Regions from separate parts of the Homo sapiens genome. Here region 1 is linked to region 2. The links are chromatin loops, found by intact Hi-C in ENCODE. Cell type or tissue: IMR-90. All regions are shown on one strand. Each heading gives the region's core, and the rest is flanking DNA. Links, peaks and the distances in the headings are about the cores only.

Region 1 (2,903 bases), core at 229-2,728, 270 kb before region 2:
AAAGGATGAAAAGGACTCTCCAAAGGACACTGAAAGGGAACAGCCAGATCTGGTAACAGAAAAACCAGGATGCCACCACAGAACCCAAAGAGAGGGTGAGTTTCAAGAATCGAAGTGGCCAACAGTGTCAAATATTGCAGAAAGGCCAGGTAAGTCTAGGACTTACCTAGAGCTCTCCTAACGACAAGGAGGTCACTAGGGACCCTGGCAGGTGCAGTCTGAGTGGCAACAGGGGACACCACCCTGCAATAAATGAATTGCCTGCGGGAGGTAGAAAAGTAGAGAATGAGAGAGTCCACAGGCCAGCAACGGCTGGAGAGCAGCCTGAGACCTAAGGTGGGTGTTCGCAAAGGTGAAAGAGCTTCAGTTATGTTTCAGTGTGGACAAGAAAATGACAGCAGAGAAGGAGACACTAATGGTGACAATGGGGAGGGGGAAACAGTAGATCAGATGAGGTCCCTAAGAAGGTAAGAAGGATGAGACATGAAACCCAGGAGGCGCGGCTGGTGCTCCATGAAGAAAGGGGGCTTCTCCCTTGTAACAGCAGACAGTGTGGTGAGGTAACATGACAAGTCTCCCTTGTAACAGCAGACAGTGTGGTGAGGTAACATGACAAGAGTACTGACAGTAACACAACTGAAATTTTAACCAAGGTCCTCTGATTCTGAAGCTGTATAATAGGATCTATACAAAACAACACCATTTTTATAAGCTCAAAATTAACACAGACTGTCCCTGATTTACAATGATTTAACTTATATTTTTAGACTTTACAGTGATATGAAACCACTCTGCTTTTTACTTTTAGTGCAGTATTCAATAAGTTACATAAGATATTCAACACTTTATTATAAAATAGGCCTTGTATTTGGTGATTTTGCCCAACTATAGGCTAAATAAGTGTTCTGAACTCATTCAAGGTAGGCTAGGAGGACAGGTGTATTAAATGCATTTTCAACTTAATGATTTCAACTCACAATGGTTTTATCAGGGCATAACCCCATTACAAGTCAAGGAACATCTGTATACAGCTAAGTGTTGCATATTCATTCACTGAAATATTTACTGAGCACCTATCAGGTACCAAAAACAAGACGTTGGATAAATCTTGCTAAAGCTGGACATTCTCTATTCTATTGAACATAACCCACCCATGAGGCAAGGGGGCCCTGGGTGCCTAGAAGCTGGGTTGTCTTGACCACACGGGCTCAGACAGCAAGTGGCAAGGCCTGATCCAGCTCCTCAGCGGGTCCACAAGGAAGCATCTAAGTGTTGTGAGCTCTGACAGAAAATACACAATGAACATCAATAGGAATTAATTAGACTTCAGCCAGCTGGAAAGAAGACTGGTAAACCATCATCACTCTCACATTTCAAACTAGTCAGAGGCCAGGCATGATGGCTCATGCCTGTAATCCCAGCACTTTAGGAGACCAAAGCAAGAGGATCACTTGAGGACAGGTGTGGGCGGCAAGCCACCCAGGTGCCGAGGCAAGAGACCGAGGGCACGAGCTGTTCCAGTATAATAAAATATATAAAATAAGAATAGTTATACTAGATATAGATCTTAGATATGATTATGTATGAATATCATTAATCATTAGTTTGTAGTAATTACTCTTTATTCCAATATTATAATAATTCTCGCTCTACAATCATAACCTAGGAAAAACCAGGCCATACAGAGACAGGAGCTGAGGGGACATAGTGAGAAGTGACCAGAAGACAAGAGTGCGAGCCTTCTGTTATGCCCGGACAGGGCCACCAGAGGGCTCCTTGGTCTAGCAGTAATGCCAGCATCTGGGAAGACGCCCGTTGCCAAGCGGACCATGGTCTAGCCGTGGTCTAGTGGTAGCGTCAGTGTCAAGGAAAAACACCCGCTACTCAGCAGACCGGGAAAGGGAGTCTCCCTTTCCCTGGGGTAGTTTAGAGAAGACTCTGCTCCTCCACCTCTTGTGGAGGGCTTGACATCAGTTAGGCCCGCCCGCAGTTATCCGGAGGCCTAACCGTCTCCCTGTGATGCTGTGCTTCAGTGGTCACACTCCTAGTCTGCTTTCATGTTCCATCCTGTACACCTGGCTCTGCCTTTTAGATAGCAGTGGCAAGTTAGTGAAAGTACTAAAAGTCTCTGATAAGCAGAAATAATAGCATAAGCTGTCTCTCCCTCTCTCTCTCCTCTCTCTCTCTGCCTTGGCTGCCAGGCAGGGAAGGGCCCCCTGTCCAGTCGACACGTGACCCACATGACCTTACCTATCATTGGAGATGGCTCACACTCCTTACCCTGCCCCTTTGTCTTGTATCCAATAAATATCAGCGCAGCCTGGCATTCGGGGCCACTACTGGTCTCTGCGTCTTGGTGGTAGTGGTCCCCCAGGCCCAGCTGTCTTTTCTTTTATCTCTTTGTCTTGTGTCTTTATTTCTACAATCTCTCATCTCTGCACACGGGGAGAAAAACCCACCGACCCTGTGGGGCTGGTCCCTACAGACAGGAGTTCAAGATCAGCCTGGACAACATAGCAAGACCCTATCTCCACAAAAAAATTTTTTTTAATTAGCCAAGCATGGTGGTATGCATCTGTAGTCATAGCTTCTTGGAAGGCTGAGATGGGAGAATCTCTTGAGCCAAGGAGTTCAAGGTTACAGTGAGCTATGATCGCACCAATGCACTCCGGCCTAGGTAACAGAGCAAGACCCAATCTCAAAGAAAAAAAAAAAAAAGAGTCAGAAAATGCAAATTGTTTAAATGTTGTAAATGTAAGTGCTACCTCCTCCCTACCTTGAATAGAGCCTCACCTGGCAACTTGTTTCTCAAGAGTACAATGTGGAAAGGAGGCAGTAATGCATAATGGAGAAACCTGGCAAACACAACCTTTCCAGTGATCAAAGTCTGTGTCATCAGTGCT
Region 2 (2,903 bases), core at 116-2,615:
AATGCACTCGGGGCCTTCCCAGTTGGCCAAGGGGCTGGTGTGAGGCAAAGGCACCTCCGATCAGGTCACAGGGAACCCCACGGGAGGCCCAGCGGATGGCCTGGCTCAGGGACCCCACGCCCACGCCCCAATGTCTGCAGGAGTGGCCTGGGCAACTCCTGCCGTGTCTGGGCCCATGGGAAACGGGTGCAAATCTGCGGTCTCCTTCAAACTGTCCAGTGGGCGACTGCGACCTCGCTTCCGAGGTGGAGGGTGGTATAGACGAAGGGAAACGGGGGGCAGCCTGGCCCGCAGACTGGGTCCTGGCCCTCCTTCCGAGCAGGAGGTGGCTTCGGAACCGGCCACCCGCCCGCGGCACCGACGCCTCCCCCGGTTCCCGGGAGGGACCCCTGCGGGGCCGCCAGCTCCAGCGCTTCCGCGGACAGCACGCGCCCTCCCCACCGAGCCTGCGAGGAAGGCGCTCCGCCTTCCACTTTCTCGGGAGCGAGCCCCAGCTCTCGGGACGCAGTCCACACGCGCTAGCCCAGCACGAACCGGCCTCGGGCAGGGCCGCACCCACCCCCGGGACCAGCCCGCGCCCCGCACCCCGCCTCCCGGCGCCCGCCCTGGACAGGTGCCTCCTGCCCTCCCGGGACCCCCGCACCGGGACACCGCGCGCCTCCCGCCCTCCCCGCGGGCGTAGGAGCCTGAGGCGGCGGCCCGGGGACGCGGCCAACCTGGGAGAGAGCGGGGGCGGGGGCCGGCTGGGGAAGGGGCCGCCCGGAGGCGGAGGGGTCGTCGCGGGAGCCTGGAAGCCCGCGGGGCCGGGCCGGGGCGGCGGGGCGGGTCGGAGGCGCTGGCCGGGGCGACGGCCACCCACCTCCTTGTCCGGGACCCACTGCGGCTCCTCCAGGCCGAACGGGCTTCCGAAGGCGCGGTGTTCGGGCACCATGCGCAGGCCGCTCGGGGAGCGCACCAGCTTCTTGGCGTCGCGGCGCGCGGACACCTCGGAGGACATGACGCCGCCTCAGCCTCTCGGCCAGCGGCCCCGCACCCGGCCCCTCGCCCAGCCCGGGGCACCGCCCGCCCCGCCCCGGTCCGCGCGCGGCTGACAGCGCCGGCGTCCAATCGCCAAGCCCGCCACGGAGCGCGGACTAATCGGAGCTTGAACTCCGCCCCATCGCTGCCCTCTCCAATCCGTGTAAGGGCACCGCCCCTGCAACCCTGAGGTCGATCACCAATCGGCGGCGAGGGCTGGCCCGGGTACGCTCCGCCCCTCTCAGGGAGATTGAGACTTTGGATTGGTTAGTTAGTCAGTCACGTTAGCGCCGCTTCGTCTCTGATTGGTGTAGCCCACTCAGGGTGCTAGGCGCCTATTGGAGGAGAAGGCCGAGAGGAGCAGGACGGCGGGAAGAGGAGTGCGGAACCCGCGGGAGGTGAGGCCCGCCGAGCCGGGCTGCGAGCCGGGCTGCGAGCCGGGCGGCAGCGGGGTCGGAGGTCGTGGGCGGCAGCGGGCGTGAGGGGTGAGGCAGGGTCAAGGGGCGGGGGCGGCCGCGGGTCTCCATTGCCCGAGCCTGTGGGAGCAGGCGGGCCTGGGGCTGCAGCACTCACCCCGGGAGCCCCGCCGCAGCTCGGGTAGCGTTCAGGCACCTCGCCGGGGCCGGGCCGCGTGCGTTCGGAGCGGGGAAGGCGGTCTCCGGGGCCCCCGGTGCGCGCGGGGAGGCGTCCGCTCAGGGGAGGCCGAGGTGGGCCCGCGGCTGCGCCCCCGGCCTTCGATGCCTTCGCTCGTCCGCCTGGGACCGCGCTGGCTTCGCATCGAAGTGGGAGAGGTCTGAACAGTTATTTTAATACTTTGATTTGGAAAGAAAATCCTTTAGGCCGGGCGCGGTGGCTCACGCCTGTAATCCGAGCACTTTGGGAGGCCGAGGCGGGCGGATCACGAGGTCAGGAGTTCAAGACCAGCCTGGCCAACATGGTGAAACCCCGTCTCTACTAAAAATACAAAAATTAGCTGGGTGTGGTGGCACGTGCCTGTAATCCCAGCTGCTTGGGAGGCTGAGGCAGGAGAATTGTTTGAACCAGGACCCGGGAGGCGGAGGTTGCAGTGAGCCGAGATCACATTACTGCACTCCAGCCTGGGCTACAGAAAAAGACTCCATCTCAGAAAGCACACAAAAAAAAGAAGAAAATGTTTGTTCATCCTGCCTTTAATTCCTTATTACAAGGCGTGAATTTTTATTGTTTTTTTTGAGACAGTCTGGCTCTGTCATCCGGGGTGGAGTGCAGTGGCGTCTTCACAGCTAGGCACAACCTCGACCTCCCAGGCTCTCAAGTAGCTGGGACCGCAAGCGCCACTACACTGGCCAGCTATTTTTCTTTTTTTTTTTTTTTTTCGGTAGAGAGTAGGTCTTGCTGTGTTGCCCAGGCTGGTCTTGAACTCCTGGGCTCAGGCGACCTTGGCCGCCTTGGCCTCCCACGGTGCTGGGATGACAGGCATCAGCAGTGTTGAAGCCTGTGAGGTGGGGTCCCTGTGGCTGACTCTGCCCTCTCCTGGGGCCATTGGCAGTGCAGGGGTCCTTGTGTGTGGAGGAAATAAGGAGATGATCAAAGTATGATTCCACGAATCACACGGTTTATTGTCAAAGAAGATTTGTTCTCGGGTTCACAGTGCTCAGAGGGGAGGAGAGGGGAGGAGGTGAAGACACCTGGCAGGGAAGCAGGGCCTCCATGGATGGGGTGCATTCACGGCAGGGAGGTGAGTGGCAGAACGGCCAGGGTCCGGTTGCTCTGCTGGGATGGAGCGGGCCCCTGGAGAGTGAGATCTGGTGAGAGTTCGAGGTTTGCCTTGGTAGCAGTGGAGAGCGTGAGAGCGGGAGCTCTCTGAGAAGCTGGGACCGAGGTCCAGCTCCCAGGCCAGCAGCGTA

Evidence for each region. A loop is a pair of places that touch in the nucleus more often than their neighbours do. Peaks named below come from ENCODE experiments on the same cell type or tissue, not always from the same donor. Only the 100,000 strongest peaks of a DNase experiment are listed, where the experiment ranks them.
Region 1: it touches region 2 in a loop (8-fold over the local background); 2 of 110 quality-filtered maps call a loop at or near these places.

What each region holds. Positions count from the first base shown.
Region 1 is chr14:103,979,691-103,982,593 of GRCh38, reverse strand. The region is part of intron 7 of TDRD9 (tudor domain containing 9); the gene reads right to left. Among named protein-coding and RNA genes, the nearest start is that of RD3L, 39 kb to the right of the region's middle. In IMR-90, for the core only: a CTCF peak has its summit at 1,774 (motif pointing right); no DNase peak of the experiment used is centred there.
Region 2 is chr14:103,713,936-103,716,838 of GRCh38, reverse strand. It overlaps XRCC3 (X-ray repair cross complementing 3), which reads left to right and starts at 1,388. Exons shown (of 10, transcript NM_005432.4): 1 at 1,388-1,415. It overlaps ZFYVE21 (zinc finger FYVE-type containing 21), which reads right to left and starts at 1,029. Exons shown (of 7, transcript NM_024071.4): 1 at 860-1,029. The coding sequence starts at 997. RefSeq lists silencers at 216-295, 356-425, 526-605, 796-1,365, 1,446-1,705 and an enhancer at 1,902-2,587. In IMR-90, for the core only: no CTCF peak of the experiment used is centred there; a DNase peak (open chromatin) is centred at 1,238; H3K4me3 peaks cover 1,567 bases; H3K27ac peaks cover 1,059 bases.